Regions from separate parts of the Homo sapiens genome. Here region 1 is linked to region 2. Evidence: chromatin loops called from intact Hi-C (ENCODE). Cell type or tissue: Calu3. All regions are shown on one strand. Links, peaks and the distances in the headings refer to the core of each region. The heading gives the core; the rest is flanking DNA. Region 1 holds the start of OR51V1 (olfactory receptor family 51 subfamily V member 1). Region 2 holds the start of OR52E5 (olfactory receptor family 52 subfamily E member 5).

Region 1 (17,121 bases), core at 5,767-8,266, 690 kb before region 2:
TCATTAGGGAACCTGGAGCAGTACTACCACCTGACATTCATATCAACTTTTCTTTTTTTTTCTCTTTTTTTTTTTTTTTTTGAGACAGAGTCTCTCTCTGTCGCCCAGGCTGGAGTGCAGTGGCGTGATCTCGACTCACTGCAAGCTCCACCTCCCGGGTTCACGCCATTCTCCTGTCTCAGCCTCCCGAGTACCTGGGACTACAGGTGCCCGCCACCACGCCTGGATACTTTCTTGTGTTTTTTTAGTAGAGACGGGGTTTCACCATTGCTGGCCAGGATGGTCTCGATCTCCTGACCTCATGATCCGCCCGCCTCGGCAGCTACTATGATTATATAGTAAAAAATATATATATTGACATTTTCCCCTCTAGAACCTACCTCACAGTTTTCACTTCTGATAGCTATACCAGAAGATGCACTAGATCCTCTTTGACATCAGGAAATTCACTCCTTTATCCTTCAAATTAACCTTATACTGTAACCCAGAAGACCTAATTTATTGTTCTAGGAATAATTTTACACTTATCTTTCTAACCAGATACTTTACTCTGTCCAGAAACAATTTCCTCACTTTGAGGCTTAAGCTATTAGAAACCAAAGCCTGTATTTTTGTTTCCCTCTGAGTCAAATAAGTAGACAGAGGCTATGTTATTGAATGAAGTCCAAAGTGAAAGGAAAGGAAGGCATAATTACAGGAAGACAAATCTGGTTGTTTTAGTTGATATCTAAAAATAAAAATAAATATTTGCTTTTTGGTGTAAAATGACTCTTATGCATTAATTTGTCCAATTTTAACACTTACCTTCTTAGATACCTAATAGAATATAGGAAGATTAAAACAATTATTTTCTTGTTATCCATGCATAGTTTTGTACCTGATTTCCTTCCTTTCTTTCCTTCTTTGGAAAGCTGCACTAGCTTACTTAGAAAAGAACCGCTTTATGTTCTTTTATCTTTTTTCTTTTAAACTCAGAATAAGTCGGTAGCGGACAGTCTCATCTGTTCAGAAGATCCCCCACTTAGATATAAAAGCAAAAGATCTAGAGCAAAATCTGCTTCCAGCCTTGTAGCAGTGGAGTCCACATATAAAATCTAAAAAATAAGGATTCTAATTTAAATTAGACATGGTAGAAGTTGAATCCAAAGTCATATTTCTTTGTGTCCTCTTTATGAACTGTAGCTTCCCTGTCCAATATAGTGGCTGCTGAACTGAACTGTCCAATACAAGGACATTAAACATTTAAATATAAATTAACTTAAAGTAACTGAAATTGTAAATGCAGTTGTTCAATTACACTACCATCATTTCAAGCGCACAGGAGCCATATATTCCACTTTAGCCATTTTATGGTATTTTATAGAACATCGCCATCAGTTTAGAAAAGTTCCCTTGGACAATTCTGGTCCATACAGATATCACAACATTCCTGTGAGTTGGCTATAGTCTCCATTTTGAAGGTTAATTAAGTAAACCTCAGAGAATGAAAGAAACTTCAAGTTTTCTACTTTGAAACTTGAAAACCTAGGTTTTTAATCCAGCTTTGTTTTACAGCAAAGGAAATGCTCAAAAGTACATTTCAGGCAAATAAACAATTTTTTCCTCTTTCTTAAATATGGTCAGACTGATAGAGTGACCTACATGTGTCCAGGCTGACACAATGGAACTTGTTTGTTGATTCTCTGACTATATTTAAATATTTTTTAAGGTCATTTGTCATGGACTCAGAGTAAATCTACAATTTTAATAATTTTTTCTTTTTTATGGCACTGATTTTTGTTTATTATTGTTGCTGCTTTTCTTTCTTTTTTTTAGGCAATACATCTCAATATCTCTCAATATCTTTTCAGAGAAAAGAGTCTAAGCATTCTGGTATGAATCTGTTGGGTCTTGACACTGTAGATGATGGGATTCATTAAAGGTGGGAAAAGGATGTAGATGTTGCCAATGAGAACGTGGGCCACGGGGGAAAGGTGCTTGCCAAAACGGTGCACCATTGTGAGGCTAATGATAGGGATGTAGAACACAAGGACAGCACAGATGTGGGAGATGCAGGTCTGAAATAATTTATGCCTCTCTTCCTGAGAGGCAACTGCCAGGACTGACTTAAGAATCAGGATGTAGGAGAAAAGGATGAGTATAGCATCCAACAACAGTATGCAAATAACCAGCATCAGGGCATAGTAACTATTGAATCGGATGTCTGAACAGGCTAAGCGGAGAAGATCCTGGTGCAGGCAGAAAGAGTGAGAAAGGATGTGGAAATGACAGTAATTAAAAAATTTCAGACAGATGATGGGGGGTGTAATAAAGAAAAAACTCCTACCTATTATAGTGAGCCCAATTTTGATAATTCTGGAATTAGTCAGGATGGAGGAATAACGTAGTGGATTGCAAATTGCAATGTACCGGTCAAAGGCCATAGTGAGGAGGACAGAGGACTCCATGAAGGACAGACCATGGATGAAATAGGACTGGGCAATGCAGGAATCCAAGCTGATCTCTCGAATGATCCCCCACAGGATCCCCAGCACTGTGTACACAGTGGACAGCCCCATGCACAGGTCAGTGAGGGCCAGCATGGACAGGAAGTAAAACATAGGCTGGTGCAGGCTTGGCTCAGTCCATATCACATGGAGAACCATGCAATTGCCCAAAAGCACCATGGCATAGATTGAGGAGAAGGGGATGGAAAGCCAGGGGTATTGCTGCTCCATGCCAGAAAATCCAGTGAGAAGAAAGGAAGAATTCGTGCTGGTGCTAGGGCTTACTGAAGTAATCATTCTGGAACTGAGAAACATGTGAGAGTATTTTTTCAAAGGAAATGTTTCAATTTCACCTGAATACAATGAAATTTCTAAGTAAATGAAATACCCTAAAACTTACTGACTTAAAAAAAACAGCTGAGAAATTCTGTTTCTTTGAGACATAGTATCCATTGCCTTTGAGAAAATGGTCTTCTTTTGATGTCATTTAAAAGTCATTATTTTTTCACTGTCTGGATGTGAACATATCCTTAGAAGCCATAAGCAAAAACAAATAAGGAAGAGATTAGTAAAAGGAGAAGGCTAGTTTTAAAAAAATACGTTGCTTAGACATTTTCCCAAGGATAGTGGTAAAAATTTTATACCAGTAAAGAGCCGAGGTTCTTGAAAAATTATTTTCTTCTCTCCAATTCATTAAACATTCGAAGTGAAGAGTAATCTTTGGGCTTTAAATATCATAAGTCTATTAAATAGTCACTTTTCCGTCATTTTCCATTTTGTGCCGTCTCCAAGTATATTTTTTCTCCAAATACTATTTAATGAAGATACTCCTGTTTTCTCCCCCTCCAGATGACGTAGCCAGCAATTACTTTTTCTTCATTGGTGATAAGCAGACAGGAATATTTATGCATGAGACCTTGGGTAAATGATTTCTCACTGGAGCTCTGGCCTCTTGAGATGTTCAACTCATTTGTGCCTTTGTGATGTAGAGAATTAGATTGAAGACACTGAGCCTTTGATAGCAGCTCAGTGCTTCCCATTCCTTTATTTATTCAGTTAATGAGCTGATTAACTATTTATTCAATATACATTTATTCAATGTATTGGCCAATTGTGTTTTCTTTCTTAGAACCTGCAGTTCTACAGATCACAAAGCCAGGCTCAAACAAGCAAGCTTATAATTTCAAAAGCCTCATGGTAGCAGAATCAATTGGCTTCTTCTTTACATTGTTTGCCTGCTTTAAGTTCCAGACCTGAGAATCATCATAAGTTTTTTTAAAGCTCTAATAATGTAAACAGATGTTCAAAAGTCCATACTTTCATGTTTGATTGAGTAACTTCGAGATGTTAAAGTAACTTCAGATTTGGGCTGCCCTTTATGTCCTACTTTTCAGCTTTGTCTTATTAGCCTCACAACACAGTTCCACAGACTTTCTTCTCAATGTACTCTCTATACTACACTGACGTCTTCTAGCAGTCTAACCATTGTTTTTCTTGCCCTGACTCCTTCTCAGCATTGAATAACTTAGCTCACTATTTTTAATACTTTTTTCTCCATAGAATGCTTGAAGTTTCTTCGTTTCTTGCAGAGGATTTTTCAGTCTTTTGAATACGTATCTTCTTTCATTTCTCTAAATCGAATTTCTCTTCTTTCGTAAAATTTTTCTCGAAATGTTCTATCTGCCTAAATTATTCATCATCTTTTCCTCAATTTCTTCCTACCCTTTTTAAAACGATCTTGCAACTCAACAATCACTTTTCAAGAAGTTTCTTAAGACAAATTTATCCATATATCTATTATTTTGGTATCATGTTTCAATTTTAAATAAAACTTATAATTTTGTATTTATTAGCTAAATATTTAACTAATATTTAAACTAAATATTTAACTAATATCTCTGTTACAAACTAAATTCTCAGTTCCTTAATGTGCAGACTATGTCAACTTTTTCTTATTATTTGAAACTAACATTTGCACCTCTGATTCCTGACCACTCCTGAGAGCTCAAATTCATGAATACAACTGGCTATTTAATATATTCATCTGAGTGTTTAATCTTAAAATAAGAATGATGCCAATAAAGTACTTGATTTTCCCCCCAAAATCTATTTTCTGTCCCTTTTCTCCTAATATTATAAAGTGACTCCACCAATAACACAATTGCATAAGACAAGTCTTGAGTCATTTTTAAAATTTTTTATTTCTCTCTTTCCTTCCCTTTCCTCTCTCCATCAAATCTTTCATCAATTTCTACCATTTCTACCAGAAACACATCCCAGATAGGCCCACTTTTACACATTGCCCGTCTTGGTTTATAATATCATTGTTTCCCTGGCTACTATGATAATTTATTAAATTAATAATAATTTAATATTATTACTAGCTAATATCATGATTTATCTGTTTGTCCTCTAAAAAATGTATTATCTCCAGGGAAACCAAATTGCTTTTCTACAAACATCTACTAAATCACACAAACCTTTGTTGAAAAAACTCTTTGATGGTCACTTACCCATTGCTCGTAATGTAAAATACAAATTCTTTATCATAGTCAAAAAGCCTTGTATAACGTGGCTCACCTGCCTCTTCTATTACATCTTTAGACCACTACTGCCTACACTCCTTAATATTTAGGTATCTTTATCTTCCTCAAAACAAGCTAAGTACATGCATGTCTCAGGATCTTTGCCCATGGTCTTCTCTGTGCTCCGAATTATCTACCCCAAGTATTTGCACAGCAATTCCTTTCACCATTAACTTTTGAGTTAAAATGATTACTTCCTCAGGGGGATTTTTCTAATACTGCTCCCCACCTAGATTATCTCATTTCTTCAACCCCCTTAACTAACTTACTCTCATCACAGTATACTAGTTTATATTTATACCACTTATTATACACTGAATTTCCATTAGATTCATTAGAGGCTGTAGAAGATTAGGAACCATATCTGTTTTTTGCTCAAGAATATGAAAAATAAGGGTTAGCATAGAATGGGCACTTATCAAATAATTTTTAATTAATTATTCTATGAAATAAGAGCTAGACAATCACAGAGATATAAAGATAATATGAATGTGAACACTCCTATCAAAGTGTGTGTAAAATCATCTGTGTACACTTAGTCTTTTCTGACCTTTGGCCACCAATTGAGTCATCATATACCAAGTTTGAATGGTTTATAAAACAGATGCTGCTCCAGGGATCTTGCTGACCTTGAATACAACACTCCAATTTCAAACATGATTTCTCTCATTTCCAGCCTGACTCAGACATATCGTCAAGGATCTGGGATTGATCACAAAAGATTTAATATTCTGTGAATGTAGGTATGTGTTAAAAGTATCTACTTTCAGCCAGGCTTGGTGGCTCACGCCTGTAATCCTAGCACTTTGGGAGGCCGAGGCAGGTGGATTGGCTGAGCTCAGGAGTTGGAGACCAACCTGGGCAAAATGGTGAAACCCTGTCTCTACTAAAACACAAAAATAATTAGCTGGGCATGGCAGTGTGCTCCTGTAATCCCAGTTACTTGGGAGACTGAGGCAGGAGAATTGCTTGATCCTGGGAGGTGGAAGTTGCAGTGAGCCGAGATCGCGCCATTGCACTCCAGTCTGGGCGACAGAGCAAGACTCTGTCCCAAAGGAAAAAAAAAATCTATTTTCATGCAGGTTTCTTCAGACTGACTACAAAGGCTTCAGACTAGCTACAAAGCTTAAAAATCTACTTTCATTCAGGCTTCTTCAGACTAGATACAGAAGAAATGAGACCATCTAGATGGGGAACAGTATTATCCATGTTGCCACCATAGAGACTATCAGCCTTTTGGGATTACCAGAGCAAAATACATGTTGGAGGATTTTTTAAAATATGTTTTGAAAGGTAGGATGAAAGAGCATAGTTTTGATAAGGTAAATAAATGAAGATTTAAAGAAAAACAAGATCAATATGTCAGGTGTGCCAGATGCTCCACCTGTATTTAAAAAACAAAAAGATTTACAGTTTTCCAAGACATCATGTTGTGTTATGCTATCTGAGAGTCAGTGTATGGTATCTCAGTCTGAGTTCCCAGCAACCAGAACAATGCCTATAATAAAATAAATAGAGAAGACAAATAGCAGTGAATTTGAGTCTGGAGAAATAAAAGGGTTTTCGTATCCCCTCTGAGCACTGTCTGGAATGTTGACTTGGAAAGCAAATCTGTGATTATAATAACCAGGTCATTCTTTCAGGAGTCTTTTCTGATGCCCTCTGATTAAAACTGACCTACATATGCAGAAATCTCTTGGTTTTTTTTTTTTTTCTGTCTTTTCAGAATAATTCCCTGTGTGATTACTTGCTTACTTTAAAATAGGGTAATGACCAATAGTCATTGTTCCAAAGACATAGAGAAAGTATATTGTGTTTAAAAGACAGCTTCTTTATAATTCTATAGAACTAAAACATTCCTATTTGCCAAGGCAGTGGAGTTTTTGCTGTTCTTAGAACATAATTACTGAAAGACACCCACACATGTCCTGCCTTGGACAAAAAATTGTATGTCCATCCTTTAAAGGTCATTCCTTTAATGGTCTTTTCTGGACACCACTAGGGGTCAGAAGTAGTTCATCAAACTTTCTTCCCTCCCTACTTCAGTGATGCATAAGGCAGATCTGCTTTAGTGTAAGCGAGGTCAGGCCCTCAAGAGTCTTGGGATGGCTGAAGAGGTAAGAACATTCTATAAGACTTGTCCAAAGAACTGACTGTTTAATGATTCTGAATATGCTAGTTCAGAGAGAATCTATTTACCACAAACCTGAAGTAGGCTTAAATTTCCAGTTTACCTGAATGGTTATGACCTAATTAGAGGAATGACTTTATAAACATATATAGATACAAATATATAGTGTATATTTATTATATACTATATATTTATTATATATTATATAAGCATAAAATGTAATAGATTATTGTATATATTTAATAACATATTATTACATATTTTAATATATAATATATAAAATGTATTATATTTAATATATAATGCATGTAATATATAAATATACATTATATATTATATATTATGTAATAAATATATATTATGTATATACACATTTATCTAGACTTTATTACATATTTCATTATATATTTTATAAGATTTCTATAAATAATATTCCCATCATTACTAAAATATTTTTTAAAAATTAGCCATACCTTAGAAGCATTATAAAAAATATATGACATGGTCCATCTGTTCAACTGTAGCCATCTAACCATTTGAGAAGTTTTTATAAGATTTATAGCATTTGATTGTACCATGACATAAATCATCTCATGCAAGATAGTGTATTTGTTTTGTTGGCTTTAATATGTTCCCTTTTCTTCAGAAAATGTGAGACAGCTTAAAATAAAATTAACTATAAGAAACTGGTAAACACTGAATGAAAGAAGAAAACCAAGCAGAAAAGTAAAAGGAGGTTACAAATAAATTTATATTTTAAAAACATTTTTTATTTGCCTGGCAAATAATAAGTGCATATATTAATGGATACAATAATAATATATAATATAAATATATAATATATATAATATGTTATGGGATACAATGTGATGTTTGATCTATATATACATTGTAGAGAGAGTCTATCAAGCTAATTAGCATATGAATCACCTTCCAACTTTTTTTGTGGTGAGAACATAAAATATTTATTTTTTAGCAATTTTTAATTTAAATACATAATATATTATTAACTGTGTTCACTATGCAGTGTGAGAGATCACTAAAACTTATTCCTCTAGTCTAACTGAAGATCAACTTCTTTCCCTTCCCATCCCTCCTCTACACTCTCAGTCAGCCTATGGAACCATCTTTCTATTCCCGTTTTTATGAAATCAACTTTTTAAAAAATTCATCCTTAAATATATTAAAATGAACAGTTAAATTTATGAGGATAAATAATTAAAACTATTACACATATTTTAAGTTGTCCTCTGAAAATTCTAGAATTCTACTTCAATACCCTTATTTTTAAGATAAAGGAAATTGTAAAGGCTTTCTAAGAAATCGAGTACCCATACCTAGGCTGCTAGACTCCAGGTCCAATTTTTCTCCAGGGGGTTACTATGGCTTCAGGGAAGCTATCTATAATCACCATCTCCAGAACATCTCTCACTTTCTCATCACCACACAGTGGAATAAGAATAGTTTTGGCAGCAATAAAAAAGTAATGCCATATCAAATTAGTAAAGCCTTCAGAAAAAGTATGAATATTACACAGTTACACTTATATTAGAACTAAAATTTATTTATTGAAATTCACATTACCATAATTATTTATGTCTGATTAAATGTTATTAAAGCTAAAATTTTGAATTTATATACTACTATTAATTTCCAGTTCTATCTTTCTGTTCAAGAAAAGAATGTGAGAAGTAAATTAGTGCCTCAAATTTGCCTACTTCATCCCCAACAGAGGAGATCATGACTATATCAATAATGGAGCCTGGGCCCAGACAACTGGTTAAGAGAGAGGTCATTCTGACCTCAGAACATAGGAGAGATGGATATTGTACACCACAGAGTCCAGGATGACTAGCAGTGAAGGATTCAAATGCCTGGCGAAATCTCCTATACAACCGGAGAGACCCAAGTCCCCAAAGACAAGAAGGGATGATGAAATGGCCTCTGCATGACATGACTTGCCTATGAGCCCTCCCATTGCTATAAGGATGGGGATCTTAGCACAGTGCCTTGTGTGAACAGTAATGCTAGCCTTGATTTTACCATGGCAAGTTTGTTTAGGGAAAAATTCAACCCACCCATTGAAATTCCAACCTCAACCAAATGAGGGATGGCTGGGGATGCAACCACAAAGATACTGTATCTTAGGAGGGGAGTTTTTTTTTTTTATAGAAACTCGTCAGGATATTATTGCTAGGATGTGTTGTTACTGGGAAAAAAGCTGATGGAATACAAAAGAGTAGACATCCCCACAGGGATTATTTGAGGCAATCAGTGACTAACATGACCACTTTGCTTTCTCTATGCAGGTGTCATCTATTGTGATATAGTGCCAGGAGGTTGCCTTTGCTGTGGCTTTCGACCCTAGATTTTTAAATTGTGTGACAAACCCATCTTTTATTTATGTAAATAAAATGTCCGTGTTTATTGGTTATTGTTATATTGTGAAATTGTAGTAGATCTAAAATTGTAATTTCTTGGATTCCTAGAATTTCTAAATCTGTGGATTTTTAGAATTCTCTAGAGGTGACAAAGGTTTATTATCTAAGCTACCGGAGCTATGTACTTTTGGATATAAGAGTGTCTCCATCTCCATTGCCTTACAAATCAGGTGTGAGCCAGGCATGTCTCTCAGACTGGAAAAGGTAACTAATCAGAAGGAACCATTGTCCTAGAATGGGGCAAGTGTACAATACCCAGAAAGACCACTGGTGCCGTAGCATATAACATATTCACTCAATCCTTCATACCCTTTGTATCGTTTTTTTTCTGTTTTATTTATTTTATTTATTTATTAGAGATCATAGTGTGTGCAACACCTATGTCCAGGTTCTGTGGTAAACGTCAGCGTGGAGAAATTAGTAGCTATTAGATCATAAAAAGGTGAGGCATAATCATATTTGTCTTTGAGAAGCTGACTGTGGCTATAGGTGAAGAAAAAAATTATAATTTTAGTTTTATTATTAATATCACCATGATCATCATGATAAAAAGTTAATATTTACTGGGAACTTATTTGGTTTGTCATTTTTCGAAGGAATTTATGTTAATTTACTCACTATAAGAAATTTATAAAGTAGATTCCATTATAGCTCTTAATTTATTATTGAGGAATGTAAGGCATAGAGAAGTAACTTATCCTCAAAACAAAGCTATTAACTTATGGACCTGAGAGTAGAGCCCGGGCTGTCTCATGCCAGAACCTATTATCCCATGTTGCAAGACACAAATAGGAAAATAGAACCGGTTAGAAGTTATTGAAGGGCATGAAATAATAGTGGTTTGAAATTTGAGTAGAGTAGGACCAAGAAAATGCATATTTCAGGGAATACCTGAGAGGAAAAAAAAAAACTATGAAGGAACGCAGTAATTAGCTCCTTAGCTGAAAGAATGATCTTCTGGTCAGTGAGAACTGGTTTCAAATCTTGGTTTTGTCATTTCTTAGGTATATAATTTTTAGCTCAACACTTAGCTGCACAATTTTTAAAAATATTGTTGGTATGATGATAATATATAAAAACGGCTCATTATCTGCCACTCAAAAGCTATCAGTATTTATGATAATAATTCTAGTTGTGAGAAATTGATTATTAAATATATATAAGGGATAGAAGAGAGTGGAGAGTAAAGGCAAAAATGATTGACAAAATTTTGTCTTGGAAATCTGAGTGAACCATTCATCAAGTTTGGAAGCATTAGAGGAAACTGAAAGAAGTGGAGGATAATTTACTATCTTTTCAACTCGCTGAGTTTAAGAGGTCCATAGGTCATATAAGTGGAGGTGACCTGTAAGCTATTGTAACATTTTTTTTTCATGTCCCAAAATGTTAATGTATCCCTAACAGAGAGCAATGAAGTTCTTTTTAGTGGAGTTTCTCTTTCTTGACATAGTACCATGTAGTGAAGACACTGCTGACTTTGGAATTGAAAGAATCTTAGCTCAGCTACTTACTAGCTGAGTAGCTACAACACCTTAATGCCCATCCCAAGACAGTGTGTGTAAAAGACGAATAACAACATCTCAGGAAGCACAGGATGTACCAGAGAGCACCATCTTTTCATGTTGCTTTCCTAGGCTTTTTATTTCCCTCCTCTAGGTATTTCTGTTATTTTCCTTTTTTCATTATTTCTTCCCTCTTCTTCAGGAAGTTAAGACAGTCTACCTAGATTTAGAAGCAAATGTTTATATAGTGGTGAAATTTAAAGCCTAATTGACTAAAGCCATTTAAGAATGTAATATCTCAGTTAGTATGCACTTCTTGAAATGCAAAGAAATGGTCTGACTTTTTTCCATTGTTTAGTTTCTAAATTTAGTTTTTATTTTAATATTTTAAGTACAGCATGCATATATAAAAGTACACAAATTATACATGCACAGCTGAATTAACTTTTGGAAGGTGAACACACCCATGTAACAACTAATAAGATAGGAAATTAAAGAGTAAACATATGCTCACTCTTTATCATTCCACTAATTGTCTCCAAAGTTAATAATTATCCTGATATAATTCATTTTTATCACGATTGACTCATGTCCCTTTTTTTAAAAGTGTGTATACATTGAATTATACTGTGTTGCTTATGTCTGACTTTATTCAATATTATGTTTGTGAATTGCATTCATACTAGTGTATGACTGTAGTTGATTTTTCATTTCTGAATGTCATTCTATTTTATGTATATACCACAATATATTTATTGACTCCACAGTTGATAGATATTTGAGTACCTTCTAGCTTTTGGCTATAATATAAATTGCTGCTATGAAGATTCTTATATATTTTTGTATATATATTCTGTAAATTGCTAGGTCATAAAATATGCATATGTTCAACTTTAAAATACACTGCCAACCTGTTTACCTCCCCACTATAATTTAATGTCATTTGGTCAACCTATAATATCATAGATGTTTTCTCTTATAGCAGCCTGCATGTGCCCAGATTTTGAATTTATCCTTTGTATATTTACATTTAGTTCTGTATTATTACAATTAGTTCGTAGACCTGTTATTATTATTCTCATTTGTAGTTGAAGAAATTGCACTCCAGCAAGTTTAAATTGCTCCTGGCTACATCCCAGAAAAACAATAATAAATGAAAATACTTTTTGCCCCTACTTGACTAGGAATTGTATAAAGAGAACAGTTATTCTTCTAGTGGGAAGCAAGCTGGCCTCAACTGGAACAGAATGAGAGAAATGCAAGACATCTAATAATCCAACAGTCCCACACCCCACTAAATGTACTTTTTCCTTTTCCCCATGGAGTCAAGGCTATCTAAACTTCCTTTAAGTGCACAAGCTAATATGGTAGGGAAATATAAAGCCTAATCCTGCCATCCAGAATGAGCAAGTGGATGGGGAAAAGGGAAGGGAAAAAGGAGCAGAATCTGCCAAGTCTGACCTAATGCCCTCTGTTTCTCCCACTTGCTCTGCAGGATGGCTTAGCAGCTCCCAGCTCAGGGCCTATCAGAGGCTGAGAAGGTCGGCCCTCTGATGCATTTTATTCCTTCACTAACAAAGCAAACCCAGCTTTACTTCTACCCTCTCCTCTATGCACTCTCTCGGGGCACTTCCTAATCTCGTTAGTACCTTTTGAATTAGTTTTCAAGATAGGACTTGAGTTCCTCGAAGGATTAGAAAATAACAGTAACAGTTCATGTTGTCTGGGCCAAGCACAGTGGCTCACACCTGTAATCACAGCCGAGGCCGGAGGGAGAACGATTTGAGCTCAGGAGTTGGAGACCAGCTTGGGCAACATGGAGAAACCCCTCTCTACAAAAAATTTTAAAAAGTAGCCGAATATGGTGTTACGTGCCTGTAGTCCCAGCTACTTGGGAGGCTGAGGTGGAAGGATATCTTGAGCCAAGGAGGGGGAGATTGCAGTGAGCAAAGATTGTACCACTGCACTCCAACCTGGGCAACACAGCGAGACCCTGTCAAAAAAAAAAAAAAGAGAGCTAGAAAGAAAGAAATTAACAATTCAGGTTGTCAGAAGTAACTGAATGTCTTTAACAAATAGGAGCCATAGGACTAAATTGCTCACATTATTTTGAGGGCAAAAATTACATTGTCATTATTTTTTACCTCCAACATATATACAGTTTTTATATTTACTATATAGGAACACAATAAATGCTTGTTGCATAAAATCAAATTACAAAGAAGGACAGAGAATCATTAAATTACTTTCATAATGCGCATAAAACAACATTTTGTTAGACTTAAAAACAAGCTGATTATAACTATAAAAAGATATGTGACTAATAGGTGGAAAGAGGAGCAAGGAAGAATAAAATGGGAGGAAAGAACTGCTAAAGACTCACGATGGTTTGTTACATAGCTAAACACATGTCATGGGTTTGTCGTACAGATTATTTCATCTCCCAGTACTCAATAGTTACTTTTTCTGCTCTTCTCCCCGTTCCCACCCTCCAAACTCAATTAGGCTGCAGTGTCTTTTGTTCCCGTTATGTGTGCATGTTTTCTCATCATTTAGTTCCTACTTGTAAGTGATAATATGTAGTATTTGGTTTTCTGTTCTTACATTAGTTTGTTAAGGATAATGGTGTCCGGCTCCATCCATGTTCCTGCAAAGGACATGATCTCATTCTTTTTTATGGCCACATAGTATTCCATGGTGTATATGTACATGTTCTTTATCGGTATACCACTAATGGGCCTTCAGGTTGATTCTATGTCTTTGCTATTGTGATTATGCTGCAATGGACACAGGTGTGCATGTGTCTTTGTGATAGAATGGTTTATTTTCCTTTAGGTATATACTCAATAATAGGATTGTTGGGTTAAATGGTATTTCTGTTTTTAGGTCTTTAGGGAATTGCCACACTGCTGTCTACAATGGTCGAACTAATTTATATTGCCACCAATGGTGTATAAACATTCCCTTTTCTCCACAACCTTACCCACATCTGTTATTTTTTGACTATTTAATTATAGATATTTTAAGTGATGTGAGATAGTATCTCATTTTGGGTTTGATTGGCATTTCTCTAATGATCAGTGACACTGAGCTTTTTTCATATGCTTGGTGGCCACATGTATGTCTTCTTTTGAATACTGTCTGTTCATGTCCTTTACCCATTTTTTGTGGCATTGTTTGTTTTGTTCTTGTAGATTCATTTAAGTTCCTTATAGATTCTGAATATTAGGCCTTTGTTGGATGCATAGTTTGCAAAAATTTTCTCCCATTCTATAGGTTGTTTACTCAGTTGATAGTTTCTTTTGCTGTGCAGAAACTTTATTTTAATTAGATCCTATTTGTCAATTTTTGCTTTTGCTGCAATGACTGTTGGCATCTTTGTCATGAAATCTTTGCCCCTGCTTATGTCCGGAATGGTATTGCCTAGGTTGCTTTCAAGCATTTTTATAGTTTGGGTTTTGCATTTAAGTCTCTAATCCATCTTGAGTTTATTTGTGTATATGATATAGAACGGGGTCTGGTTTCAATCTTCTACATACGGTTAGTCAGTTATCCCAACACCACTTGTTGAATAGGGTGTCTTTTCCTCATTGCTTGTTTTTATCAGCTTTGTCAAAGATCAGATGGTTGTAGGCATGTGGTCTTATTTCTGGGCTCTCTATTCTGTTCCATTTGTCTGTGTGTCTTTTCTGTAACAGTACCACACTGTTTTGGTTACTGTAGCCCTGTGGTATGGTTTGAAGTTAGGCAATGTATTATCTCCAGCTTTTTTCTTTTTCTCTTTTTTTTTTTTTGTACTCTAAGTTCTACGGTACCTGTGCAGTTTGTTACATATGTATACGTGTGCCATATTGGTGTGCTGCACCCGTTAACTCGTCATTTACATTAGATATATCTCCTAATGTTATCCCTCCTCTCTCCTACCACCCCACGACAGGCCCCGGTGTGTGATGTTCCCCACCCTGTGTCCAAGTGTTCTCATTTTTCAATTCCCACCTGTGAGTATTAGGATTTCCTAGGCTATTTGGACTTTTTTTGTTGTTGTTCCATATGAACTTTAAAGTGTATTTTTCTAGTTCTGTGAAGAATGTCATTGGTAGTTTGATAGGAATAGCTTTGAAACTGTAAATTGCTCTAGGCAGTATGGACATTTTAACAATATTGATTCTTTTTATCCATGAGCATGGAAAGTTTTTCCATTTGTTTCTATCAGCTCTGATTTCTTTGAGCAGTGTTTTGTAAATCTCATTGTAGAGATCTTTCAACTGCTTGGTTAGATATATCCTTAGGTATTTTATTCTTTTTGTGGCAACGGTAAATGGGATTGACTTCCTGATTTGGCTCTAGGCTTGGCTATTGTTGATGTATGGGAATGCTAGTGATTTTTGTACATTGATTTTATATCCTGAAACTTTGCTGAAGTTATCAGCTGAAGGAGCTTTTGGGCCTTGACTATGGTGTTTTCTAGATACAGAAAACAGGGATACTTTGACTTTCTCTCTTCCTATTTGGATGCCCTTTATTCCCTTCTCTTGCCTGATTGCTCTGGCCAGGACTGCCAGTACTATACTGAATAGCAGTGGTGAGAGAGGGCATCCTTGTCTTGTGCCAGTTTTCAAGAAGAATGCTTCCAGGTTTTGCCCATTCTGTATGATGTTGGCTGTGGGTTTGTCATAGATGGCTCATATTATTTTGAGGTCATGTCCTTAAATAGCTAGTTTGTTGAGAGGTTTTAACATGAAGTGAAGTTGAATTTTATCAAAATCTTTTTTTGCACATATTGAAATGATCATGTGGTTTCTGTTTTTAGTGCTGTATATATGATGAATCACATTTATCAATTTGTATATGCTGAACCAATCTTGCTTCTCAGGGATAAAGCCTACTTGATTGAGGTGGATTAGCTTTGTGATGTGTTGCTGGATTTGGCTTGCTAGTATTTTTGCATCAATGTTCAAGGATATTGGCCTGAAGTTTTCTTTTTTTGTTGTTGTGTGTCTATCAGGTTTTGGTATCAGGATGATGCTGGCCTCATAAAATGAGCTGAGGTTGAATCCCTCCCCCTCAATTTTTTGGAGTAGCTTCAGTAGGAATTTTTCCAACTCTTCTTTGTGCATCTGATAGAATTTGGTTGTGAATCATATTGTCCAGGGCTTTTTTTGTTTGATAGGCTATTTATTACTGAATCATTTTCAGAGCTCATCATGGATCTCTTCAGGAAATTGATTTCTTCCTGGTTCAGCCTTGGGAGGACCTAAAACAATCCTCAGCAAATGCAAAAAAAAAATCATATCAATCACTCTCAGACCACAGAGGAATAAAAATAGATTTCAAGACTAATGAATAGCTGAAAACTATGCAATTACATGGAAATTAAACAACCTGCTCCTGAATGAATTTTGGGTAAATAATGAAAACTAAGGCAAAAATAAAATAGTTCTTTGAAACTAATGAGAACAAAGATACAATATACCGGAATCTCTGGGACACAGCTTAGACAGTGTTAAGAGAGAAATTTATACACTAAATGCCCACATCAAAAAGTCTTAAAGCCCTCAAATTAACAACCTAATGTCACAACTAAAAGAACCAGAGAACCAAGAGCAAACCAACCCTAAATCTAGCAGAAGACAAGAAATAAACAAGATCAAAGCTAACTGAAGGATATTAAAACACAAAATACCATTCAAAAGATTAATGAGTCCAAGAGCTGGTTTTGTGAAAAAATTAATAAGGTAGATCACTAGCTAGACTAATAAAGAAGACAAGAGAGAAGATCCAAATAAGCACAGTTAGAAATGAAAAAGGGAATATTATCACTCACCCCACAGAAATACAAATAATCATCAAAAACTACTATGAACATCTCTATGTACATAAACTAGAAAATCTAAAAGAAATGGATAACTTCCTGGACTGCTCATTGTCTTAGGCAAAGAAGACTAGCCGTACTTTATTTGAGGGCTCTTTGAGTAG
Region 2 (17,121 bases), core at 7,998-10,497:
TGCTCTCTCAGTCTTGCTGTTACTGCCATTTTTGCTCCTTTCCTTCTTTCAGATTCCTGCTCTCTCTCTTTTTGTGATGGTTAATACTGAGTGTCAACTTTATTTGACTGAAGGATACAAAGTATTGATCCTGGTTTTGTCTGTGAGGGTGTTGCCAAAAGAGATTAACATTTGAGTCAGTGGGCTGGGAAAGGCAGACCCACCTTCAATCTGGGTGGGCACCATCTAATCAGCTGCCAACGCAGCTAGAATATAAAGCAGGCAGAAAAATGTGAAAAGACTAGATGGGCCTAGCCTCCCAGGCTACATCCTTCTCCTGTGCTGGATGCTTCCTCCTCGAACGTCGGACTCCAAGTTCCTCAGTTTTGGGACTCAGAGTGGCTCTCCTTGATCTTCAGCTTGCAGATGGCCTATTGTGGGACCTTGTGATCATGTGAGTTAATACTTAATTCCCCCTTTGTGTGTGTGTGTATGTGTACACACACACACACACACACACACATATATATATATATCCTATTAGTTCAGTCCCTCTAGAGAACACTGACTAATACACTTTTCTTTTACATTCGTTCTCTGATAAAGTAAGTCTTTGTGAATTTAGGGATATGAGAGACTACAGTGTGGGTATTACGGAGACATGTTTTCTCACTTGAAGCAAAGTCATTTTAGATGTGACTACTTGTATGTGTCGCCTGTCTAATTCTAATTCTCAATTCTATCTGACAATTTCCCTTCAGACAAAATATATAAAACTTATGAGACTTTATAAAACTTAGAAAAACAATTAGGCTCAAGCTATGGTAAGCACAGGGCCAGACTTGATATCGACTTCAAAATAATATCATTATAATTTATTAATCCTGTAGATCTCCAATATTTAGTCCTATTTTCAAACTTCAGATATGGCTGGAGAATGTGGTTTGCTTTAAAATAGATAAAAGAGACATTGAACTGAAATTTGTGACTTATCAGGGTACTCATGCTTCAAAATCAGAAGAAGTCTCCCTCATGTTCTATAATTTAGAACCACTGTGTAGTTTGTATGACAATATACAAAATACTCAAAAGTACGCAGATAACGATTTTAGGAAATGGGGGCGGATATAGCCAAGTAGACAAGAAAAGCAACATCACCTATTCAGTATCTGTGAATCTGGACAGTTCTTGGTCTTAACACTGGCTAAGCACAATTCCTGAATTCTATAGTATTTTGTAGATTTTCTTTAGGTCTGTATGCATGGGTTCTAATTTGATTTTTGCAGCTTCTGCTTCATGTACTTAACATTTTATGGGAACATAGGGTTTTAAATGTGGAAATACATTGAAACTTGATCTATTCCCTTTGTCTTACAAATAAAAAAAACTGAGGTCTAAAGAAAGCAGGTATTTGTGTGCATAAAATATACCCATCTTTAGCATCATTCTCATGTAACAAGTGAAGGAAGATCACTCAGATAAATCCTTTTGACTACAAATTCTTAACTCTTGCAGGAGATTTAAGTAGGAAATATTTTATTTATACGTGAGAGGCTTCATCATGGGTCCCAAGTGGAGATCAAGTAAAAGGAGAGGTAGAACGAGTAGCCTGGGTTTGGTGTTGGTAATGAGAAGAGGGAGACCACAGAAACTGAGTACAGGTGCAAGTAGTATAGTGATAAAGAGAAGCTGAAATCAGCACAGTCTTCATCACTGTGGTCCACAGTACTGAGTGGTAAGCACAGACGAGCATCCAGGCCCTCAATAGCTGTACCATATATAAACATGCTAAATAAAGACAAAGTTTTTTTCTTTTCTCAGTGATATGAAAGCATCTGTGACATGTATAATGCAACTTTCTGGTTAAATATATTGATGGGAGTCGGAAAATTTTAATATAAGCGTAATAGTGTCCACAGTGTAGATGGGAGTGCACCATAATGCTGGCCCTGAAATGGTTCATAATCAAACTGGAACACCACACTTAAACATGGCTGAGCAGAGTCATTGTACTGGGATCCCTTCTCTGGACAGTAGTTTTCTTTCACGAAATCAAACAAGATGGGACCAGAAGGGTGCTGACAAGCTGAAGAAAAAAGACACAAAAGATAAATATAATTGAGAAAATGGTGACAAAAGGAATGCCAACCTGAAATAATAGTATGAGAATCCAGTGTAAGTGTTTATTCAAATGCAAAGCTAAGGATGGCCATCTGGGAAACACAGAATCCAAAGAAATGAGGTCAATGCTCCAAAGTTGAAAAGTTAAGGTTTTACTTATGTAGGCAGAAAGCAAAGAAATGTAGCAGAATTAAAGATTTCCCCATACAAACTTGATTTATGAGTTACAGCACATTGATTAGTTATAGCTTGTTTTCTTTTTCCAATTTAAATGAGTATTTTTAACATTTTAACTTTGACAATGTAATAGTCATGAGGTCTTTGTGTAAAACAAGGAAGAAGGAAGTTAATCAATAACGAAGATCAAAAATAAAGAGGGAAAGGGTCTTCTCTGGCACTCGTTAGTCTTTTACAACATTCTAAAAAACAATGTAGGTAATGGAAAAAGGCTAATTTATAATCAGGCAAACAAATACTACAACTTCCTAGGTTACAGCTATCTGTTAGTGACTCAAGTCCTATAATCACATTCTTTTAAGGCTCAAAATAATTTAAAGTTTCAACAGCTTTGGTCTTGAATTACTTATTTTCATTAAAAAAAGACATCAATGCCAGAGTTAATTATATTCTACTGGTATTGAATATTCGAAGACTATGCCATTTTCCATAAACCTTGCTCACCCCGTCAAGCAATCCTTCTCCTTAGGAACCCTTTATGCATCACACGGTATTCTACAGAATATGGAAACCAGCCTAGCTCATAGACTCTTATGGGATAGTAAGTGTGAGAATATTAATGCTGTTTATCTCTAACTTTATGTTACCCACCAGCACTTTGGGAACAGACATAATTCAGTGTAACTGAAAATAAACTTCCATGAAGTTCAATTCAGATACAGTATCTTCTTGAATATGTTCCAACATTGCTCCATTCAATTGGTTTATTGATCCATAACTCCTATATCAGTCAGAGCCTTGCTATATTATCCTGGTTTCCCAAAAAAACCTTTTTAAAATTCCAGATGCCTGCAGACTTTTCCATTTTTCTGGTGCCAAATTTGAAGAAAATTCTCAACAGTTTTCCAAAGTGATTTCACCATTTTACACTTCTACCAACAAAATATGAAAATCCCAATTGCTCGACATTCCCACCAACATTTGGTGTTGTCAGTCATTTGAATTTAGCTACTCTAGTGAGTAAAAAGCATTATCCCATTGCAGTTTTAATTTTTATTTCTCTAATAACTAATAATGATGTCAAGTATATTTTTAGCTCTTATGGGCCATTTTAAAATATTCGCTTGTGAAGTATCTATTATTCTTTTCCAACAACTACAAAATTAGCTACTTTGAGATATATTTGAATGTAGTTCAAAAGTCTTAAGAAATTAGAATCCAAAGATAAAACTACCTATTTCAAAATAAACAATAAGAGCAGTAAATTTTACCTATACTTATACATGTTTCTATATACACATGGATATTTATAAATATACAGATGATCCTTGATTTACAATGTTTTAATTGGACAATTTTTTGACTTTAGAATAGTTTGAGTATATGCATTCAGTACTTTCCTTGACTTACAATGGAATAAAGCCAAGATCAACCCCTGGTAAGGTGTCTGTAATACCATTGTTATTACTAACAATGTCATGTCTCTTGAAGACAATCTAGATCTTCTTACCTCTTGCATTTCCAAATTCCATTTATTTCATGCTAATTGCATCATTACTTTGGATGCTGCATTATCCATTGTCCTGCTCAAGAATAATGCCTTCAAAATATTGAACAATATTTTCAATGGATTTGTTTCTTTTTTAATTTTTATGGATACACAGTAAGTGCATATATTTATGGAGTACATGAGATGTTTTGATACAAGCATGAAATGTGTAATAACCACATCATAATCCAGCAATCCCACTGCTGGGTATACAAACAAAAGGAAGAAAATCAATATATAGAAGAGATATCAGCACTCCAGTGTTTGTTGCAGCACTGTTTACAATAGCTAAGATTTGGAAGCAACCTAAATGTCCATCAACAGATGAATGGATAAAGAAAATGTGGTACATATATACAACGGAGTACTATTCAGCCATAAAATATTTTCAAATTATCATGGGTTTATTGCAGCATAACCCCATTGTAAGTTAAGGAGCATCTATATATAATATCATATATTATGTATTGTATATTATTACATGTGATAAAAGTAAGTTTAAATAGAAGAATCTACAGGAAAATCTAAGGCTGCTTATTGGCAATATTAGTGAAGGTTCTAGAAAGCATAGTTAGCAAACTCAAGCTGACCCCTTAAACTAAGACAAATATATAGGCACAGTTTAGAAATTCCACAAGAGACTATAAGGATAGTAAGTGTGGGAATGTTTACTCTGGGGTCCAAAGAGGAGAAGGAGTTCCTGGCATCTGGAGGCCCAGAGAGCATTGCAGATAGAAGTTGCAATTTATTTGGAGGTACTCACAGAGCCCGTGGTGACCTGCAGGTCACCTGCAATGAAGGAGCAGGTGGGAACCAGAATAAATATCTCGACCTCACTCACTTCCCCCTCACCTGCTGGTGCTTCCTATTTTCTGAACCCAAGCAGATTCTATGGGACAAAAGAGGCTATTGATACAGTACATAGTCATGAATCTCTTAGGACACAGAGTATAGAATGGACCTAGAGAGGCCGAAAGGAGATCTCCAGCACATTGGCCCACATAAACAAAGGGCTGGAGGAAAATTCTGAACAAACATGAGGCGGCCAATATTTTTATATATTCTCCTTTCAATTACTATTGTGTGCTATTTATTTCAGTATTTATTTATTTGTAGCATTAGATACTCTCCTTTTTGTTCTCAGAATCCTCTTAGAATCATTTTGAATTTTTTTGTATTCTTTTAGACAGCCCAAGAATTATAATGCTGATAAAAAATCATTTGGACTAATATACTGTGAAATATAATCTAGTATGTTTGCACTGAGAATTGAAATGAGAATAAAAAAGTAATGGAATAATCACCAGGCATATTCTTAGTTTTCTCATAATTTTAGAGTATTCTCTCTGTAAGGCCAAAAGTAAAATGAAAGAACATTTTATATGCTAGGGGTATTCTTCTATGTGGTTTATAAGATTCATGGGTATTAAGGAAAACTTTGGGCTTTCCAAAGCTTTAATTAATATTGTAATTCAAAAAGATCAATATGATAATGCATAGTAAGATATATCCAATTTTATAGGAAACATTAGAAATAATCAAGAAAAGTCACTAACTTTTCATCCTTTACATTCTTTTATTGTAAAAGAAATCAAAGCTCCCTGAAGAAATGATTTTGAACTCAGAGGTATACAAATAGAGATATAACAAAAATATCTTGAAAACTTAGTTAGCACAATAGCTCATGTTCAAGAAATGTAGCTGATTTGACTTTCACGTATACATAATGCTCAAATGGCACTTGCTGATTTAGCCTGTATTTAATGAGCATCTAATTATTATGTTGTCTAATTCATATCAGGAGCTCAATAAAAGAAGGTTGAATCAAGGAACATTGGCTTGTAGGATGAGCATGACTGACATCTAGTGGTAAAAATAAATACTTTTTTGTAAAATTTATTTATTTATTTTGTAATTTCAACTCTTAGATTTAGGGGCTACATGTGTGGGTTTGTGACATGGGTAGATTGTGTGATTCTGAAGTTTGGGGTATGAATGATCCCATCACCCACTGATATGGTTAGGCTCTGTGTTCCCACCCAAATCTCATCTTGAATTGTCCGCATAATCCCCACATTAGGGTTGGGACCTGTTGGGAGGTGATTGGATTGCAGGGTTGGTTTCCCCCATGCTGTTCTCATGATAGTGAGTTATCATGAGATCTGATGTTTTTTTAAGTGTTTGACAGCTCCCCCTGCACGGGCATTCTCTTTCTCTCTCACCTGCTGCCCTGTAAGATGTGCCTCTTCCCCTTCCGCCATGACTGTTAAGTTTACTGAGGCCTTCCCAGCCATGTGGAACTGTAAGTCAATTAAATCTCTTTTCTTTATAAATGACCCAGCCTCAGATATTTACTTATAGCAACGTGAAAATGAACTAATATACGCAGGTGGTAAGCATATTACCCTATAAGTAGTTTTTCAACCCTTGTCCTCGGCCTCTCTCCCACCTTTAGTAGTCCCCAGTGTCTGCTGTTCCCATCTTTATGTCCATGTGTACCAATAAATACATTTCCTGAACAAATAAATGACAGTCATTTAAATGAACAATCTAATGAACTAAAAAGGTAAATAACTTTTTCTACTGAATATTTATTTATGTTATTGAACACCAAAAATTCTACTTCAAATAAGGAATAGAAATAATGTCCATTTAATAATATTTAGATATATTGTCAAACACTCTGCTGTTCTAGTCAAATGCATGATCTCACTTACTCTGAAAAAAAAAGTGTGAAATGTGTTTTGTCATTTCCGTCAGCCTTGTGAATCTATAAGAAGGAACAAGAAGCTGATAGAGGTTAAGAAATGTTTTCCCAGCTACAGAATCTAAGAAAAAAATATTTAAATTTATGTTGCCTAACTCCAAAGTGTTAACTTCAGAGATAATGTTGTAAAAGATTTGTGAAAATGCATAGCCAGTGTTAATGTATTAATTAATTTCTAACAAGTAAGTGTTGAGCACCTTCCAGACATTACCTTATTATACTGTTACAATATTGATATAATTTTTTCTCATTTTCCATTTGAGAAAACCAAGACTTAGAATGGCAAATGTAATTGAACAAGATCACAGAATAAGAGAATCAAAAGATCATGTTCTTAATCTGTAGGTTAAACTGCTTTTCTTTCTGTATATATATATATTCATTTTGATATTTCTATTAATATTATGTATCGTGTTAGATGCATTACACACTCACAAAAATCATGGAATGTAATTCTTGTAACAGATATATCTCATGAATTGGAAACTGAAGTTAGAATTCTATCTCTGCCATTTATTAATGTACATATATTTCAGAGATGACTTTAAGGCGATGCTGGGTTCCTTCTTACAGGGCTCTTTTCTTGCCTCTCTGTCAAGAGTAACTAATCACCTGATACCACAGTCAGATTTAAGGTGTAAGTGTGAGGTCATTATGCCTCTAACTGAATAGACCCCTGGGACCTGTGCAGGGAATGTACCCACTAGAGGATGCACAGATCATCAGCAAGCAGAAGGTATCTCTGACAAGATAACCTAGAGCCCTATCCTCAGGAGTAGGGAAATTTTCTGTTTTCTCTCCAGGTCCAGTGACACAGCCCACACTTTAGGGAAGCCCTTCCCAGGGGACAAGAATTCTCATATAACTCCTTGGCTCTGAATAGTAAGAACTATGTCGCATACAGGTTGCAGTCTGGGGTATCCGGTCCTTCACAGACAATTTCTCAGATGCGGGGCAGAGGTAGGTGAGTCAGCTCCTGGTTATGCTGAAAGAGGGTCCTCAATGACAGTAACTAAAGTGATTTGTGGGATGATGGAGCTCCAGTGACTCGGCCAGAGTCTCTGTAGATAGGGCCATCTTCTAAGGAAGTAGCAAGAGAAAGAGATAGTAGTTAAGAAAAACCCAAATTCATAGCTGTAGTCAAGAACAGACTATTACTTAAGGACATGATAAAGGAAGAAAAGCAGTAAACAAACTTCAAAGAGCATTCTGAGAGTTAAAGGAAAAGAGAAGGATAAGTGTTTTAAAATTAAAAAAAAAAGAGCATTTCATGAAGATGAGAAGGATGTTAACAGATCATTCCCTGGTTATAGCTGTGTGGTCTGCTTTTCAAGACCTATGCACCTATGACTAGTTGTTAGGAATCTCAGATGCTGAAACCTCAAATTTTCACCCGTCCCTGGAATTGCCCTCAGATCCAAGGAACTGCCTCATCTGAGGTCATGTCGCATCACACAGTGTGGCCCATTGCCAACAACTAGATAATATAGAAATACAAAAAAAATAAAAAAGGCTTACTTTTTTTGTGTGTGTGGGACAACTTAGAGAGATCAAACCATCTCCAGAGCTTCATATCGTATCATTTGAGGCTTCAGATGTAACTACATGATAAAGAAGTTTGTCTTCTGATCCAATCCTACCTTCCTGGCTTCTTTATAAGCATATTTTCCCAGAGCCTTTCTCAAAAATCTTTCTGCCCGCCATTCTCTATCTCAGATATGTTTTTAGGAATTCAATCTAAAATACTATATATAACAATAGGGAAGATTATTATTTGCACTCAACTTTCAATAGCCATTTGTGGATCCTGGCATTAAAAAAATCATGTTATCATGGAGATAAATATGACACTAGTTTTGCCTTCAAAGAAATTATAACCTAGTGGTAGATATTCGCCAGTGGTTCTCAAATTGGAATAAGCATCAGAATCACCTGGAGGGCTTTTTAACAGATTACTGGACCCCTCTTCAAGAGCTTCTGATTAAGGTGGTCTTAGTTAGTGTCCAAGAAATGTCATTTATAACAAGTTACCAGGTGATGCTGATGCTATTGGTCCAGGGAACTCATTTTGAAAACCGCTGATAACTCACGTAACAGAAAGATAGATTGGCCTTTGGAAAAATAGGAAAAAAAAGAATGGATAATCTTGAAATAAGCAGATTGAGGCAGGCTATGTAGATTGTATGTTAATAAATCTAGGCTATGTACTATAGTGGTGACTAAAGCTAGACAGGAAAGTCTCCTCATAAGAGGAAATATGAAGAAAGACATAGAGAAGAAAGCATGCAGAAAGTTTGAAGTGCAGTTTGACTGCAGTGTGGAGATGATAATACTGTAAAGATAGGTTAAAATTAATGTTTAAGATTCTTCACTGCATTTTATGGAATAAAGACTTTTTTCATAAGGATATGGAGCACTACTGAAATTTTATTCTTATGGCTCAGGGGTCGGTGCCCTTTTTCTATAAAGAGAGAGAGAGTTAATATTTTTAATATTTTCCTGCCATGAGATCTCAGTCACAACTCCTCAGATCTTCCATTGTAGATTAAAAGCAGCCACAGACAATACATAAATGAATGAGAATAATTTTGCCCCAATAAAATTTAATTTACAAAAACAAATGGTGGGCCAGATTTGGTCCATGGGCCATAGTTTGTGTTCTCAGAAAATACTTATGATAATCTGATTTCAAAAATTATTTTAATTGCGGACTCAATGTAAAGAAAAGATTGCTTTAGACTTTGAGTGTAGAAATGTTTTACTTCACTGACAAGAGAACCACTACACATTTTTTTCAGTTGTTGTGTTTAATTATGAAAAGATTGCTAAGGCCATGGTGAATTAAATGGCTGTGACAATGTCAGGAAATTCAAAGTCCTACACCAAAATTACTTTAAGTGAACAATACAATTCTCCAAAGCTAATATTTTAGAAAATAAAATTCTTGTAACAAGCACTGTCTTAAGGTGAAAAATAATAGCTGTTGGATTTGAAATTGCATATCACAAAAGAAAAGCTGGATTTATATTCACAGGAAACAGTGAAAATATAAAATTAAACATAAATTTTGTTCCTTTGGCTGATTTTTCTCCATTGCACTCTTAATTCTACCAAATTTAGGTATTCTTTATTCTTCCTTATTTCAGTGACAGATTAAATAATTTAGCTCTGTACTTTAATTTTTCTGCAAACAAAATTCTCTATAGCTTATTCATTAATACAATTAATCATATTGTGATATATAACCTCTATTTTTTAATCTTTGTAAATAGCCATGAATAAATTTAATGTTTTAAGCTAATCATTGTATTCCACCATTAGCAGGATGATCATCTTATTGGCATTTATGGTTGACCCCTGCGGAAGCATTACATTGGAGGAAACACAATAACTGAAAAACCAAGTAAGACAATTTGGTAATAATTCAGATGAACAATGTTAGTCTATGTATATCAGTGAAAACAGAAATAGGCCAGGTGTGGCGGCTTACGCCTGTAATCCCACCACTTTGATAGGCTGAGGCAGGCAGATCAGCTGAGGTCATGAGTTCAAGGCCAGCCTGGCCTTGTCTCTACTAAAAATACAAAAATTAGCCGGGCGTGGTGGTGGGCACCTGTAATCCTAGCTACTCAGGAAGGTGAGGCAGGAGAATCGCTTCTACCCAAGTGGTGGAGGTTGCAGTGAGCTGAGATTGTGCCAGTGTACTCCAGCCTGGGAAACAGAGAGAGACTCCATCTCAAAAAGAAGAAAGAAAAAGAAAGAAAAGAAAAGTAGAAAAACTAAAATGTAGGTAGGAATATAAATAGAGATTTTAAAAACAGAACAGGGTATAATAATCAGAGAAGACTTTGGGAGGCTGAGGCGAGCAGATCACGAGGTCAGGAGATCAAGACATCAAGACCATCCTGGCTAACATGGTGAAACCTCGTCTCTACTAAAAAAAAAAAAAAAAAAAAAAAAATTAGCCGGGCGTGGTGGCAGGCACCTGTAGTCCCAGCTACTCAGGAGGCTGAGGCAGGAGAATGGCGTGAACCCGAGAGGTGGAGCTTGCAGTGAGCTGAGATAGCACCACTGCACTCCAACCTGGGCGACAGAGTGGGACACTGTGTCAAAAAAAAAAAAAAAAAATCAGAGAAGAAGAAAAAATTTGAATGAAAAATTATTCAGTTTTCAAATCTTTGTAACTGTAAGGATGTTACATATTAATAGAGATATGAAATACATTGTATGAGAAATAAGGATTTAAAGGCAGCAAGTGGTGAGTACAATAAAAAGAGAGGGTCTGGAGAAATATTTCTCCTTCTCCCTATTGAAAGTAATAATCATGATGATGATTACAGTTATTTAAAATCCATGTGGAAAGTAATCACACCACATGTCTATAACTTCTAATTTTCAGGACAGTCCCTGCATGATGTGGTGATCATGTGATTAATTTTATTACCCCCAGCTTACATATAAAAAATTACTAATAGCAGTAGCTATTGAGTAAGATATAGTTTTTAATTCCCTGGCCTGAATCTCATTTACCTCCTCTGTAAATGGGGACAGAAGTGCCAATTTCAGAACTGCTTTAATCTTTAAATAAAATCACATTTCAAAAGCACTGAAAAAATACCTGGCACATAATGTCAGCTAGACGTTTTTTCCCTCTAACATAAACTTAGTTATTATTCCTTTTAGTAAAAGACAAAATGTAAAGAATTCTCTGACAGATCGGATGCTGGGGCAGGGGATAGATGTAAATAGAAAGATAAAGCTAATTTGTGGTTATTAGTGGGTGAAAGGTATTGATACTGACTCTTTTGTATTGTAAACATAACTTTTTTATTTTTAGACATTCAAGGGGATACACGTGCAGGTTTGTTACCTGGGCATATTGCATAATGCTGGGGCATAGGCTTCTAGTGAACCCATCACCCAAATAGTGAACATTGTACCCAAAAGGTAGTTTTTCAACTCTTGCCTCTCTACCTCCCTCCCCACCTTTGTAGTCTCTAGTGTCTGTTGTTTCCATCTTTATGTCCATGTGTACCCATTGTTTATCTCCCACTTATAAGTGAGAACATATGCTATTTGGTTTTCTGTTTCTGCATGAATTCACTTAGAATAATGGCTTCCAGCTGCATTCATATTGCTGCAAGGGACATTATTCTTTGTTATGGCTGTGTACTTTTCTATGGTGTATACGTCCCACATTTTATTTACCCAATCTACCACTGATGGACACTTAGGTTGATTTCATGACTGCTATTGTGAATAGTGCTGTGATAAGCAAATCAGTGCAGGTGTATTTTTGATCAGTCCATTTTCCTTTGGGTAGATATCCAATAGCGGGATTCCTAGAAATAATGATAGTTCTATTTTTAGTTCCTTGGGAAATTTTCATACTGTTTTCCATGGAGGTTGAGCTAATAAATCCCTAATACTGTGTAAGTGTTCCTTTTTCTCCACATCCTTACCAACATCTGTTATTTTTTCACTTTTTAATAATAACCATTCTGACTGGTGTGAGATGGTTTCTCACTGTGTTTTTGTTTTTGTTGTTGTTTGTCTGCTTGTTCATTTTTGAGCCAGAGTCTCATTCTGTCACCCAGGCTGGAGTGAAGTAGCACAATCACGGCTCACTGCAGTCTTGACCTCCCAGGTTCCAGTGATCTTCTCACCTCACCCTCCTGAGTAGCTGTAACCATAGGCGCACACCACCACACCAAGCTAATTTTTTTTTTTTTTAGATGAAGTCTCCCTATGTTTCCCAGGCTGATCTGGAATTCCTGGGCTCAAGTTATCCTCCCACCTCGGCCTCCCAAAATGCTAGGATTACAGGCATAAGCCACTGCACCTGGCCTCATTGTGGTTTTAAGTTGCACTTTTTTGATGATTAATGATGATGAACATTTTTTCATATGCTTGTTAGCTGTTTGTGTGTCTTTTTTTGAGAAATGTCTATTCAACCTTTGCCCACGTTTTAATTGGGTTTTGTCTTTTGCTTAATTATTTAAGTCCTTATTGGTTCTTGATATTAGTCTTCTGTCAGATGCATAGTTTGCAAATATTTTCTCCCATTTTGTAGGTTGTCTGTTTACTCTGTGAATTGTTTATTTTGGCTGCACAGAATCTTTTTAGTGTAAGTAAATCCCATTTGTTTATTTTTGTTTTCATTTTCATTGCATTTGCTTTTGAAGTCTCAATCATAAATTATTTGCCTAGGGCCAATGTCCAGAAAAGTTTTTCCTAGGTCTTTTAGGATTTTTGTAGTTTGAGGCCTCATATTCAAGTTTTTAGTCCATTTTGAGTTAATTTTGTATATGGTAAGAAGTAGGGGTCCAGTTTTATTCTTCTACATATGGCTAGACAATTTCCCTAGCACATTTACTGAATAAGATATCCTTACCCAGTTGATTGTTTTTGTTGACTTTACCAAAGATCAGTTCGTTGTAGGTGTGTGGCTTTACTTCTAGGTTCTCTATTCTGTTCCACTGATTTTTGTGTCATGTTTCCAGCAATGCCATGCTGTTTTGGCTACTGCAGCCTTGGAGTATAATTTGAAGTTGGGTAGTGTGATGCCTTTGGCTTTGTTCTTTTTGCTTAGGATTGCTCTGTCTATTTGGGCTCTTTTTTGGTTCCATATTAATTTTAGAATAGTTTTTTCTAATTTGAAAAAATGGCTTTGGGAATTTCATAGGAATTTCATAGAATCTGTAGATTGCTTTGGGTCATTTTACTGATAGTGATTCTTCCAGATTATGAGTGTGAAATGTCTTTCCGTTAGTTTGCGTTATCTGTGATTTCTTTCATTGGTGTTTTTTAGTTCTCCTTGTAGAGATCTTTCACCTCCTTGGTTAAATGTATTTCTACATATTTTATTATTGTGTGGCTATTTTAAATGGGTTTGAGTTCTTGATTTGGTTCTCAGCTTGAAGAATACTGGTATATAGAAATGCTACTCATCTTTGTATGTTGATTTTGTGATACTAACTTTCCTATAATCAGATCCCATAAGGAGAAAAAGATGATTAATACAACTCAGGAAATGATCATATCATAAAGTATCTTCCCTCCCTTTAGCAGAATCGTGACATATCTTGGGAAGCAATTCCACACCATGAAATTGGACAGAATCTGAGAAGATACAAACCCAAATACACATACCACTATACTTCCAAAGCAGTTCTTTGGGCCTGCATTATAGCCAAGTCATAGGGATAGTTTTTCTTTAGGATTAGTAGCACCATATTAGAAATCATTGCACTCAAATGAGCATCAAAGTAATTTGACCCATGGCACTGATATGGATATGGCACTGCCCGAATCTGACTAACCCAATAACTGAATGTATTCCATCCATGGCCCAGAGCCTACCACAGAATACACCCTGTAGCAGCAAAGTTTCTAATCAAGTCCTAGTCTCATTTGCACACACCCAAGCACCCTACAGGCCTATTATGTTGCAGATTGCATCCATTGCACAGAGCCAGTTACAAACCAGACTCAACCACAAGGCACACCAGAAAGACTCAATTGTGACGGTAAACTAGCCTGCTGTGAACTTAAACATATCACTGTCCATCAATATACCAGGGAAACTATTACAGCATTAATACAAACTAGACTGTCCCCAATCTGAGGCAAGTATCTGACCTCAGTATCTTTTAAAAAGATAGAGACAATTACACTGCCACTATCTAGGTGGCATTATGAAGCGATTGCCCATTTATATAATGCGAAATGGAGAAGACAGAAAAGATCATAAATCACAAAAGGCACTGCAAAGTATCTGAGAGCATCCAGTGTTTTCTATTCAGGAAAGAAAACATAATATAGTGAAGGGCCTTTGAAGTTGTAAGAGGGAGCATTGTTTTTCTGGAATTATGCAATAGTTACCCTATGTATCTAAATTTAAAAATTTTATTTATTATCTCAAATCCAAACACCAACTAACCAATCCTCCACCTTTACTGAGTCTCCTCTCACAGAGAATATTCTTAATTTCTCAGATCTAATTTGCAAGAATGTATCATTCCTCTTATCATTTTCCTCCTCAATCTCAGTCCAGTGACATTTTACACACACACACACACACACACACACACTTCACCTTGGCTACTCTTTACATCCTGATTAACAAGTATAATTAGCAATAAATATATGCTAATTTAATGCCATATGGAAGTTTTTTCTTAGAGACTGAAGGGAGGAAAGACATGGGAAGTGCAGGATTGCTATATTTTGGAAACTTTCTGCATGGTTTCCTGTGTAAGTGAGGCAAATATTTAAAAGTGAGAGTGTCTTTTTAACTATATTTCATATTCCCTCTCTAGGTCTCTTATGCTATATTATGGAGTTAAAGAATGGATTTTCTGTTTCCCCAAGAAATAGACACCATGCTGTGAAAGAAGTTATGGTTTCTCACTGGAAGCAAGAAAACTCATGCAAGAAATGTGTCTGTAGGGAATGGCCACCAATATGCTTCATACCAACAATACACAGTTTCACCCTTCCACCTTCCTCGTAGTGGGGGTCCCAGGGCTGGAAGATGTGCATGTATGGATTGGCTTCCCCTTCTTTGCAGTGTATCTAACAGCCCTTCTAGGGAACATCATTATCCTGTTTGTGATACAGACTGAACAGAGCCTCCACCAACCCATGTTTTACTTCCTAGCCATGTTGGCCGGCACTGATCTGGGCTTGTCTACAGCAACCATCCCCAAGATGCTGGGAATTTTCTGGTTTAATCTTGGAGAGATTGCATTTGGTGCCTGCATCACACAGATGTATACCATTCATATATGCACTGGCCTGGAGTCTGTGGTACTGACAGTCACGGGCATAGATCGCTATATTGCCATCTGCAACCCCCTGAGATATAGCATGATCCTTACCAACAAGGTAATAGCCATTCTGGGCATAGTCATCATTGTCAGGACTTTGGTATTTGTGACTCCATTCACATTTCTCATCCTGAGATTGCCTTTCTGTGGTGTCCGGATTATCCCTCATACCTATTGTGAACACATGGGCTTGGCAAAGTTAGCTTGTGCCAGTATTAATGTTATATATGGATTGATTGCCTTCTCAGTGGGATACATTGACATTTCTGTGATTGGATTTTCCTATGTCCAGATCCTCCGAGCTGTCTTCCATCTCCCAGCCTGGGATGCCCGGCCTAAGGCACTCAGCACATGTGGCTCTCACGTCTGTGTTATGTTGGCTTTCTACCTGCCAGCCCTCTTTTCCTTCATGACACACCGCTTTGGCCACAACATCCCTCATTACATCCACATTCTTCTGGCCAATCTGTATGTGGTTTTTCCCCCTGCTCTTAACTCTGTTATCTATGGGGTCAAAACAAAACAGATACGAGAGCAGGTACTTAGGATACTCAACCCTAAAAGCTTTTGGCATTTTGACCCCAAGAGGATCTTCCACAACAATTCAGTTAGACAATAATGAGATCATAACAAAATAAACACTGGAAACATTTTTTTTACTACTTCTCTTGCATTCCCACATGAGCCAATAGCATTATATCCCCTACAACGTCTCATGATTTCAGTACGGTCTGTTGGAAGTTATAGCTCAAAGATTCCAAAACAATCTCTCTGTTTCACCCATTAAAAGTGCAAAAAGTACTCACACTTAAGCCCCATGATACTACAAAATGCCTAAAGAGAAACAAAGGCTTTGTAAAAGTTATTGCCCAGTAATTGTCTTGAATAGCCTTTCCACATGAAGATTCTCTGTATTTACATATCCAAAGCTGAAGTTCATGACGATTAAAATGATGTGGTATTTCATCAAAACCAGGCAGGATACAGTGGCAAGAGAAATTAACTAGGAGTCATAAGATCTAGATTTAAATACAGGTTATGGCCTTACCTAAAATTTTGACCTGAGCATTTCACTTAGACTCTTTGAGTTCACAATAACAAATTCATACTGATTTATAGCATTTTATGAGCAGGGATATTGAAGCTTAAAGTGAATGTTGTGAAAATCTGTGCAGCTTGTAAAACATTAAAAGATTTGGAAACAAAATGAGTGCTTACTAAACATAATTATAGTGTAATTGTTATTTCTAATGTATGTAGATTTCATTTACTAATCCACTCTAGTATACAATCCCTGGTTTGAGGTCAGCTCTCCAGATCCAGATTATCCCAACGCATGGGCCTCTTCATGGACCTCTCAGCTCTTACCTTCGTGAAAGAGACTTTCAGTCAGGAGACTATAAAGCTTGAAGAGTTAACAGGTTTCTGTCTTGGGCTTAAGGACTCAGGGAAATCCCATCCTCCACAGTCTTTGCTAGAGTGGGTTTTAGGGCAGACTGTAATAGTGTGGCTGCTGAAATAATATAAAGTCATTCTTAATAAGGTATAGAAGATAAATAGGACAATTTATTTCTTTGGGTATTCTAGGAGCTGCAAAAATGTGAAGTTGGCTCCTAATTGGAAATGGAGCCCTGATTGAAACTCAAGGTAGAATGAGCAGAAATGTACAGAGAATAGTGCGAAAGTAATAACAATAT

Evidence for each region. Hi-C counts contacts between places; a loop is a spot of excess contacts. Peaks named below come from ENCODE experiments on the same cell type or tissue, not always from the same donor. Only the 100,000 strongest peaks of a DNase experiment are listed, where the experiment ranks them.
Region 1: it touches region 2 in a loop (3-fold over the local background); 3 of 110 quality-filtered maps call a loop at or near these places.

Annotation. Positions count from the first base shown.
Region 1 is chr11:5,197,900-5,215,020 of GRCh38, forward strand. OR51V1 (olfactory receptor family 51 subfamily V member 1) reads right to left here and starts at 2,783. Exons shown (of 1, transcript NM_001004760.3): 1 at 1,836-2,783. The coding sequence starts at 2,783. The coding sequence ends at 1,836. In Calu3, for the core only: a CTCF peak has its summit at 7,113 (motif pointing right); a DNase peak (open chromatin) is centred at 7,112.
Region 2 is chr11:5,885,718-5,902,838 of GRCh38, forward strand. It overlaps OR52E5 (olfactory receptor family 52 subfamily E member 5), which reads left to right and starts at 7,491. Exons shown (of 3, transcript NM_001005166.5): 1 at 7,491-7,553; 2 at 9,915-9,996; 3 at 14,915-17,013. The coding sequence starts at 15,060. The coding sequence ends at 16,043. All of the region lies in intron 2 of LOC112268071 (a long non-coding RNA gene), which reads right to left. It overlaps OR52E4 (olfactory receptor family 52 subfamily E member 4), which reads left to right. Exons shown (of 2, transcript NM_001005165.2): 2 at 1-1,362. In Calu3, for the core only: no CTCF peak of the experiment used is centred there; no DNase peak of the experiment used is centred there.